2 separate regions of the Homo sapiens genome follow, and region 2 is linked to region 1. A link is a contact called in ENCODE Hi-C data. All regions are on one chromosome and are shown on one strand. The core of a region is the stretch at or near the end of the contact, and the rest is flanking DNA. Distances in the headings are between cores, read along the strand shown.

What was found. A loop is a pair of places that touch in the nucleus more often than their neighbours do. Pooled maps may share reads with other maps.
Region 2: a loop to region 1 is called in a map of GM12878, with 2.0 times the contacts of the local background. The contact joins the promoter of OR5AK2 here to the promoter of LINC02735 in region 1. A Hi-C loop is called at or near these places in 3 of 168 maps with a recorded cell type or tissue (Calu3, GM12878 and mammary epithelial cell) and 4 of 50 pooled maps.

Annotation. Positions count from the first base shown.
Region 1 is chr11:56,846,116-56,850,979 of GRCh38, reverse strand. It overlaps LINC02735 (long intergenic non-protein coding RNA 2735), which reads right to left and starts at 2,502. Exons shown (of 3, transcript NR_110137.1): 1 at 2,365-2,502.
Region 2 is chr11:56,986,842-56,991,705 of GRCh38, reverse strand. OR5AK2 (olfactory receptor family 5 subfamily AK member 2) reads right to left here and starts at 2,792. Exons shown (of 1, transcript NM_001005323.1): 1 at 1,863-2,792. The coding sequence starts at 2,792. The coding sequence ends at 1,863.

The DNA of each region.
Region 1 (4,864 bases), core at 1,253-3,752:
CCCCACTCCATCTCTTTCTTATATAAAGGTAACACAGTATGCTCATAATCCTTTGCTTTGCTTTTATTAATATATCCTGGGTTTCTTTCCAGATCAATAGGCAGAGAGCTTCTTCATTCATTTTTAATTGCAATCCGTCTACCAGTCTCTTATGAATGCACATTTGGGAGCTTTCTAATTTTTTCTCCTTTAAACAATGCTGCAGTGAATAACTAACAAAAGTCATTTTGAACATATGCAGGAATATCTATCAGATAAAGTCCTAGTAGTAAGATACTACTAGATACAAGTCAAAATGTAAATGCATTTGCATTTTTTAAACCATTTCTCAAGGCATTATTGCCATATGGAAAGTTGTATATATTTAATGTATTCATCTCAATAGGTTTTGGAATAAAAGCACACATCAATGAAACCATCGCAATCATCCAGGCCATAATTATATCCATCACCTCCCAAAGTTTCCTTCTGCTCTCTTTATTATTATTATTTTGTGGTAAGATAAAATAATAACATAATGTAAAATCTACCCCCTTAGCATTTTAAAGTATACAATACAGTATTGCTTGCTATAGGCACTATGCTATATGTTGGATCTCAGGTATTAAATTCTCCTGCATAACTGAAACTTTGTCCCTTTAACCATCACTCCTCATTCTCCCCTCTCCCCAGCTCTTGGCAACCACCATTCTACCCTCTGCTTCTATGAGTTTGACTATTTTAGATTCCACATATAAGTGAAATCATACAGTGTTTTTCTGTATCTGACTTATTTTACTTAATGTATAACCATGTTGCCACAAATGGCAGAATTTCTCTCTTTCTTAAGGCTGACTAATATTCTGTTGTACGTATATACCACATTTTCTTTATCTACTCATCTGTCAATGGATAAAGAACAATGGATATTTCGCATTTATAATTTTGATAGATATTACACAATTGCATTCCTTAGAAGTTGAAACATACTGCACATTCATTATAGCAATGTGAGAGAGTGCCTGTTTCTCTACAGTTTCCCCAGAAGCTGGTGTATTATTAAGCTTTTGAATTTTTACCAAATAGGTGAGAAATGCTATTTCTGTGTAGTCTTAATTTTCATTGTATGAGAGGGATGAGTATCTTTTCATAAGTTTAGGGCTGCAGTTACATTTCTTTTTCTGAGAACTTTCTGTTCTCTACTTTTCAGTTGGTTCTTTGGGCATTAACATTTCTATAAATATAAGACTAAAGTAATGGATAAAGTTACTAAAATAAAGAAGACTATTAAAATTTATTTCATGTGGCATTGTTGAAGCATTTTTATTTAATTTTATTTATTTATTTTACTTTAAATTCTGGGACACATGTTTTATCTGGGATACATGTTTTAATACATGAAAAAATACTGGCATTATTATTCTTTCCTTTTTTTATACTGTCAATATACCCTCACTAAGTTCTTATTGTTCTCTCTTGGCATCATGGGGGTTTTCCTAAATGGTGAAACAAGTCCAGCTTAAAATGAAGACTTCAGCATTGTCCTAAAGAAGATGAGTCACTTTTTACCTGCTTTAACCCAGAAGCTCATCTGTCTTGGGGATATTTGTGTGCCAAAGCACTTTCATCTACTGTAGATATATGCTGTCTGTGTTGATCATTTATTTTGGTTTCTAACCTCCTCTGCAATGGGCCACTTTGGCTTTTCAGTTCAGGAAAAACATAAAAACAAAAATATCTGATAAATCAGGAAAGTCAGTCAATGTTCTTTGTTTGATTATATGAAGCAGGGAAAACAGCCCTTAAAATTCTCTTACCAACTCAGTGGTAAACTTCTACTCAATAGTAAACTTGGATTAGACAAGCTCACTAGAACATTTTACTATGTGTAATTTAAGAATGTGTATTGCCAAGTTTCTGACTTTGTCCTGAAGTACATTTCTACTAAGAACCATTTGTTTTCCTGTGCTAATCCTGGCATGAAAAGTAAATCACCTTTTCAGATTTCACTACTGTTGTATCTCTCACTTGACAAGTAGCTTTTTCAGCGTTGGCAATGCTCCTGAAATAGTTCTATTAAATTTTTCTCCTATTTCTGTGTAAGCAGCATTTGAATTTATTCAACTTGTAGATATAAGCTTTTACTAAATTTGATTTTCCATTTTTACATTACAGCAAATCTTTTGTTTTCAATCTGAGAACGATTACTTTTACTCTTTATTATTCTTTGCTTCCATCTCCAATACCAGAAGTTGGCTTTCTTTTCAAGGCCATTTAAAAAATCACCCCCCCCCACCCAAAAAGAGAAAAAGAGAGGTTCATAAGAGAGGTTATGTGAGTTATCATATTCACACTGAATATAAAACAACAAAGCCTCATACTTACGGGCAAATGGTTAGGCTCACTCATCAGCTCAGTGATTCCCCCTTGTATAGAATGTAAGATAAAAATTTATGATACAAGAAAATTAAAGATGCCTGCAGAGGAAGTCTGGCAAGATTGCCTCCAGGTCCTTAGTATACTAAGGGAGTATGTGTCTAAAGACCCTAAACCTTAAAATATGATGTGCTCATCCTCACAAACTGCCAAATGACAACGGGCCTTTTATTCCTATAAACTTCCATTATCCTGCTACTGATGTAAAGATGAATTTCATGTTAATCATTAATGTCTCTATTTGTGTCAGGAGCCTCCCTGTCTAGACATTTTTTAGCTGGAGGGATAGCGGCTGCAAATTAGCCATGCAGTCACGCAGCACAGAAGTTCCGTTAGCGTAATGAACCTCTTGGGACTGGGATTGAGAACTGCAGGGACAGCAGCATCTCTGTGTGTCCCCTGCTGCCACTCGCCATTTTGGTAGAGTCAATACGATGCCTTTTTAATCACAATTTTGTTTCAACACATTTTGATCTGTTAATGGGCATTCATATGTCTTTGGTGAATATCTTGCTTTTTAAAAACATTTTCAAAGGAAGAAACTGTTTTTTACATTTACCAAAAGCCTATTAAGTGCAAATTCAAAGTGCCTATTTTCCACCTGTCCTCTGTTATTTTCTAGCACTCGCAACTTACAGGAGCCACTCACTTTTCTACTTTAGAAAAATTTTTCTTCTCATTTCTGCCCATACCTTCCCTGATCTCTCTTGTCTTTTGGTATTTCTCCCCTCCATCTGATGAGCTGCTCAGTTGTCATACATTTTCTGGTTTCAGCTCCCCGGAGAGGGCGGTTTATTTTCCACTCCGATTTTCTTGCAAGGGTCTGTTCATCCCACTTCTGACCTTTCTTTTTTGGAGACAGAAAAAGGAGGCATAGCATTAAATTGACCACGGCTAAATGTTTTGCCTGGACTGGGGAGCTGAGAAGAGAAGGCTGTAAATCTAGATATGAGGACTGTTTTTGTTCATCACACTCTTGCCATGATCAATCTTTGTGTATTCTTGTGGAGTGACATCCATGCCTAGTTTGCTTCTGTAGCCTTTTATTGAATTGCGAGCTTATCCCTGATGATTCTGGAATTGCTGGGCAGAGTCTGGCTGAAAACATTATCGTCCCTGCAAAAACCCTGGGCTGCGAAATAGTTTTGTTTAAGAGTAGATTTGTTAGAATTAGGCTTCCCTCTCCATGACCAGATTCTTTGCTATGAGCAGGAAATGAAATAAAGAGGAAAGCAGCCCTAGATATTTATCTCTAACTCCACTGTATTGGGATTTAGTCCATGTTTTCTGGGCTTCCCGATCAGAGGGTGAATGTAAATCACTGCGTAACTCTGACCATTCCTTTCTGTGCTGTGTGGGAGGAAACCTGGGGCATGCGGTCTCCAACATGCACTCAGGCTGGCTGTGGTGGGGATGGCATTCACTCATTAACACTTGCAAGGCCCTCCTTGAGGTTTGCTTCTCAGTTCTGCATCCTGTTGTACATGAGATTCACCTTCTGTGTTCCCAAGTCATGTTTACATTCAAGTAGCATTTGGCTCCTTGGCATAGGGATAATTCCCACCCTTATTTAATGAGTCCTGACTATATTGCTGAATCAAAAACTCAGCTTACTTGCTTATGAACTTCCAAGCATTATTGTTTTTGTGGTGGGAAAAAAGACGTGCTGGAGTGCTATAGTGGTTTTTCAAGTCAGGACCTGAATTGTTAAACTGTCATCCAAATCCTAGTTGTAGTCCACCCTGATATACATTGTTTCTAGGACAGTGAGTCAAGCTTTTAGAGAAGCAGCAATTTTAATGGATTCAAGTCCATCAACAGCCCTCAGGAGAAGGCTTGCAAAATATCCCCGAGATATCTCTGGATATGTGTGTCTTTGTGCTGCCTGCTCTGTGTTCCTCCCTTGACTCAAAGTCCTTTCCATTTCTACTGCTGGAGAGTTTACCATGCAAATCCTGCAATCTGGGTAGAAAGCAATTTATGCAAGTAGGCTCCAAAGCTTGGTATGAGGCCAATGCCACACGAGCAGGCGAGGCTCAGAGTGTCCAGTCTTAACCATTGCAAAAGATCAAAAGTGTGTCTGGAAGTGGTGGGTTCTTGGTCTCACTGACTTCAAGTATGAAGCTGCGGACCCTTGCGGCGAGTGTTACAGTTCTTAAAGATGGTGTGTCCAGAGTTTCTTCCTTCTGGTGGGTTCGTGGTCTCACTGGCTTCAGGAGTGAAGCTGCAGACCTTTGCGGTGAGTGTTACAGCTCTTAAAGGCGCGTTTCGGGAGTTGTTCGTCCCTCCTGGTGGGTTCGTGGTCTCGCTGGCTTCACAAGTGAAGCTGCAGACCTTCCCGGTGAGTGTTACAGCTCATAAAGGTGGCGTGGACCCTAAGAGTGAGCAGCAGCAAATTTATTGCAAAGAGCAAAAGAACAAATCTTCCACAGTGGGGAAGGGGACCCAG
Region 2 (4,864 bases), core at 1,543-4,042, 140 kb before region 1:
CTATTCTGTTCCACTAGTCTATGTCATCGTTTTTGTAATAGTACCAGACTCTTTTTGCCACTGTTAGCCCCACAGTATGTTTTGACGGCAGGTAATGTGAAACCTCCAGCTTTGTTCTTTTGCTAAGGATTGCTTTCACTATTTGGGCTCTTTTCCAGTTTCATATGAATTTTAGAATAGTTTTTCTAATTCTGTGAAAAATGGCATTGATGGTTGATAGGAACAGCATTGAATTTGTAGATTGCTTGGGGGCAGTTTCGCCATTTTAATGATATTGATTATTCTAATCCATGAGTATGGACTGTTTTCCCATTTATTTTTGTCCTCTCTGATTTCTTTGCACAGTATTTTATAATTCTCTCTGTAGAGATATTTTATTTTATTGGTCTGATGTTTTCCTAATATTTTTATTATTTTTGGTAGCTATTGTAAATTGGATTGCATTTGTGATTTGGCTCTCAGCTTAATATTATTGGGGTTTAGAAGTGCTACTAACTTTTGTACTTTGATTTTGTTACCTAAAAATTTAGTAAATTCATTTATCAGCTCCAGGAGCCTTTTGGCAGAGTTTTTAGAGTTATCTAGATATAGAATCATATAGTCCACAAAAAGAGATAGTTTGACTTCTTCTTTTCCTATTTGGGTGCCTTTTGGTTCTTTCTCTTACCTCGTTGGTTTGCTTACGACTTTTAGAACTATCTTGAAGAGCAGTGGTGAGAATGGGCATCCTTGTCTTGTTCCAGTTCTCAAAGGGGAATGCTTTCAGTTTTTGCCCATTCATGATGTTGGCTGTGAATTTTGCATAGCTGGCATTTATTTTGAGGTATGTTGCTTTGATCCCTATTTTGTTGAGAATTTTTATTATAAAAGAAGGTAACATTTTATTGAAGGCTTTTTCTGCATCTACTGAGATCATATGGTTTTTGTTTTAAATGCTGTTTAGGTAGTGAATAACATTTTGTGATTTGCACATTTTCAACCAATCTTGCATCCAAGAATGAAGCCTACTTGATCATGGTGAATTAACTTTTGATGTGCTGTTGAATTTGGTTTGCTAGTATTTCATTGATGGTTTTGCATCTATGTTTATCAGGAATACTGGCTTGCAGTTTTCTTTTTTCATTGTGTCTTTGTCAGGTTTTTGTATCAGGCTGATACTAGTTTCATAGAATGAGTTACAGAAGAGTCCCTGTTCCTCAATTTTTCCAAATAGTTTCACTAGAATTGGCCCCAGCTCTTCTTTTTACATCTGATAGAATTTGACAGCAAATTCTTTTGGTCTGGGATTTTTTTTTTTGGTTGGTAGGTTTTTTTTAGTAGAGATTCAATTTCAAAACTTGGTATTGATTGGCTCAGGGTTTCAGTGTCTTTCTGATAAAATCCTGAGAGGCTGTATGTTCCCAGGAATTCATCCATTTTTCTCTATATTTTCTAGCTTATTTGCATGGAAGTGTTCATAATAGTCTCTGAGTATTTTTTTGTATTTCTGTGGGATTGGTTGTAATGTCACCTTTGTTCTTTCTGGTTGTGCTTATTTAGATATTCCCTCTTTTCTCTTTGTGAATCTGGCTAGCAGCCTACCAATCTTATTTATTCTTCCAAGAAACCAAATTTTGGTTTCATTAAATTTTTGCATAAATTTTGGGTCTCAATTTTGTTCAGTTCTGTTCTGATTTTAGTTATTTTTTTCTTCTGCTAGGTTTGGGATTTGTTGGCTTTTGTATTTTAAATTCCTCTAGAGGTGATGTTAGATTATTAATTTGACATCTTTCTACATATTCCTTATTGTGGAAAAATTAAATTTTAGCAGAACAGCTATGTTGGATGATTTGTTGAGTTGAATGTTAACAACTGGGGCTGATTTAAAATAACTTTTTCCCTATCACTTTTAAAGCTTCTTTTACTTCCTTATTTCTCAAGCTATAGATTAAAGGATTTAACATGGGAATAACTGTGCCATAAAATATAAAGGCCACTTTCATATTTTCCTGGGAATTATTAGAATGAGACTGCAAATACATGTAAGAGAGTGTCCCATAGAAAATGGTGACTGCGGTCAGGTGGGAAGCACATGTTGAGAAGGATTTTTTCCTTCCTGCACTAGAAGACATTTTCAGGATGGTGGCCATGATGTAGATGTAGGAAAAGATGACGACCAACCCAGTGAATATCAAGTTAGATCCCACAAAGACAACAAGTAGCATGATGTTGATGTCAACATTGGAGCATGAAAGAGCAAGAATAGGGGGAACATCACAGAAAAAGTGATTGATGCTATTGGACTTGCAGAAGGACAGTGAACATGTAAAACCTGTTTGTACAGAGGCATTTATTGAGCCCATGATGTATGAACCAGCTACCAAACGGATGCAGACTGTTCGGGACATGATTACAGTATAGTGAAGGGGCTTACAGATGGCAACATAAGGATCCACTGCCATCATAGCCAGGAGATAACAGTCACTGGTTGCAAATGTTGCATAAACTAAGAATTGTATCACACAGCCCTGAAATAACATCAAATTCTTTTCTTCTGTGAAGCTTTGGAGCATCTTGGGAGTGATAGCAGAAGTGTAACAGATATCAACAAAAGCCAAATGTTGTAGAAAAAAGTACGTGAGTGTTTGAAATCTGGAATCTGTGTTGATGAGTAAGATTATTCCACTATTACCCATTATGGAGGTCACATAGATGAGAAGGAATACAATGAAGAGGATACACCAAAACTCATGCTGGGCACCAAATCCCAGAAGATAGAATTCAGTGACTTCAGTGCTGTTTCCTAGTGTCATGGCTAGTAAAAGTCTAGAAATGACCAAGAGAAGGACCCAGAAAAGAAGGGAAATCTTTGAGATTTCTTGCAATGAAATGGCTCTATATTTCAAGTCACTTTTTTCTATTTGTATTTTTATGACAAATACAATAGTGTTATTCATTTTCAAATTTAAGAAATGTATTTATAATCATCAAGTAAAGAGTGATTTACTTGATGTAAGATGAAATGGATTCATCTTCAAAATCGAAGGAGATTGTCTTAGAAGTATCCTAACTCCTAATGTGTATAGTTCTTAGAAACATAGATTGACAATTTTCCTCTGTATTAAACAGCTATCCATATTTTTAAAGTAATGCTAAAATGTAATTTTTTACTTTTTTAGAAACTTATAATTGTTCACAGCCACTTACCATTTTAATTTTGGTTCCAGCTTTGGAAATTAATAGAATTAGAGAGAATTTTTTTGAAATGTGTTCATGGTTCACATATGTTTGAAGGCTTCAACGTGTCTTTGTATTAGTATCCCTAGACTGCATCTCTCATCTATGTGATATTCTTTACAAGCAAAATAACCTCATTATGTAATGGATGCCTGAGAAATAGCCTTACATTTTCTATTACTTTTTTTTTTCAATTCTGTAGTTGAGGAACAAGAAACAATTCTCTTCATTTTAACATCTAACAAGGACTGAAGTATAGTAAGTTCGTATAAGTTTCTTCCTAGGGTAAATTTACTGTAAAATGAAAGAAATACAGTTCTTTCAAGGAGTGTTCCTTTTATTGGGATAAACCTTTATTAGAAGAAGGTAGAATAGGCCAGAGGTCTACTTAAGCTAGAATTTTGATAGAGTAATGACATTCATCATATCAATTTGACTTCAATCATTTGGATTGAAATAAAATAATATGAAATTATGGGGATGCTTTTCAGGAGCTAACAAAAGTAGTACAAGCCCCACCCCCAATTTCATGCAGAATTTATACATTTCTATGTTTATATCGAGTTAGCGGTTGGTTGATTCAGTATGAAATATTTTATTTCATCTATGCTGAAGGTGTTTTCTAATCAAATGAGTGCTACGAAGAAAATGGCCAACTGCCCAAACATTTTTTTAAACTTTTATTTTATGTTCAGGGGTACGTGTGAAGGTTTGTTACATAGGTAAACTCACATCATGGGAGTTTTCCCAAGCATTTTAAACATGCTTAATATATGAATAGTGCTGGATTTCTCAGGCTTCATTCATAGTCAATATTGTGCAGTGGAAAGGAAATAAGCAGCCCTGGTTTTGAATTTTTGTCTCATCCATTAGTAGAAAAAAGCCTATAACTCCCTTTGGCTCTAGTTACTTCCTCTGTACAATGGGGATCACAGAACTCATCTAGAAGTTTATATTCATTCGCTTGTTTATAGTATCAGTAATATGCATATTATCTATAATATTATGTAACTTGCATTGAAAATAAGTTAATGAAAACCTTCTAATAGCAAAATTAGGAAATAGAATTGTATAAATTTTAGTAGACTCATATTATTTATTAATATCTAGTCTAAAGCAGTGAGATAAATATATACTCTTATGGAGTCAAAAGAGAAAAGCATGTTGTAGAAAAATATGTAAATTGTGGACTCCTTGAAAAAACTAAACTCTCTGTCACTCCTACTGTCTCTAGCTTTCATTCTTTTTTATTTTTGGAGATGGAATCTTGCCCTGTTGCCCAGGCTGGAGTGCAGTGGTGCCATCTCAGCACACTGCAACCTCTGCCTCCCAGGTTCAAGCAATTTTCCTGCCCCAGCCTCCCGAGCTGGGATTACAGGTGCATGCTGCATGCCTAGCTAATTTTTTGTATCTTTAGTAGAGACGGGGCTTCACCATGTTGGCCAGGCTGGTCTCGAACTCCTGACCTTAGGTGATCCGCCCACCTTGGCCTCCCAAAGTGCTGGGATTACAGGCATGAGCCACTGCACCTGGCTGCTTTCATTCTTTTTATTTATTTCTGGATAAATGCCAGAAAGTGTGCACATCAATTCAAGTATAGTTATTCATGGGTGTGGCATTAGGTGAACTAGAACATTATTTTCTAAAC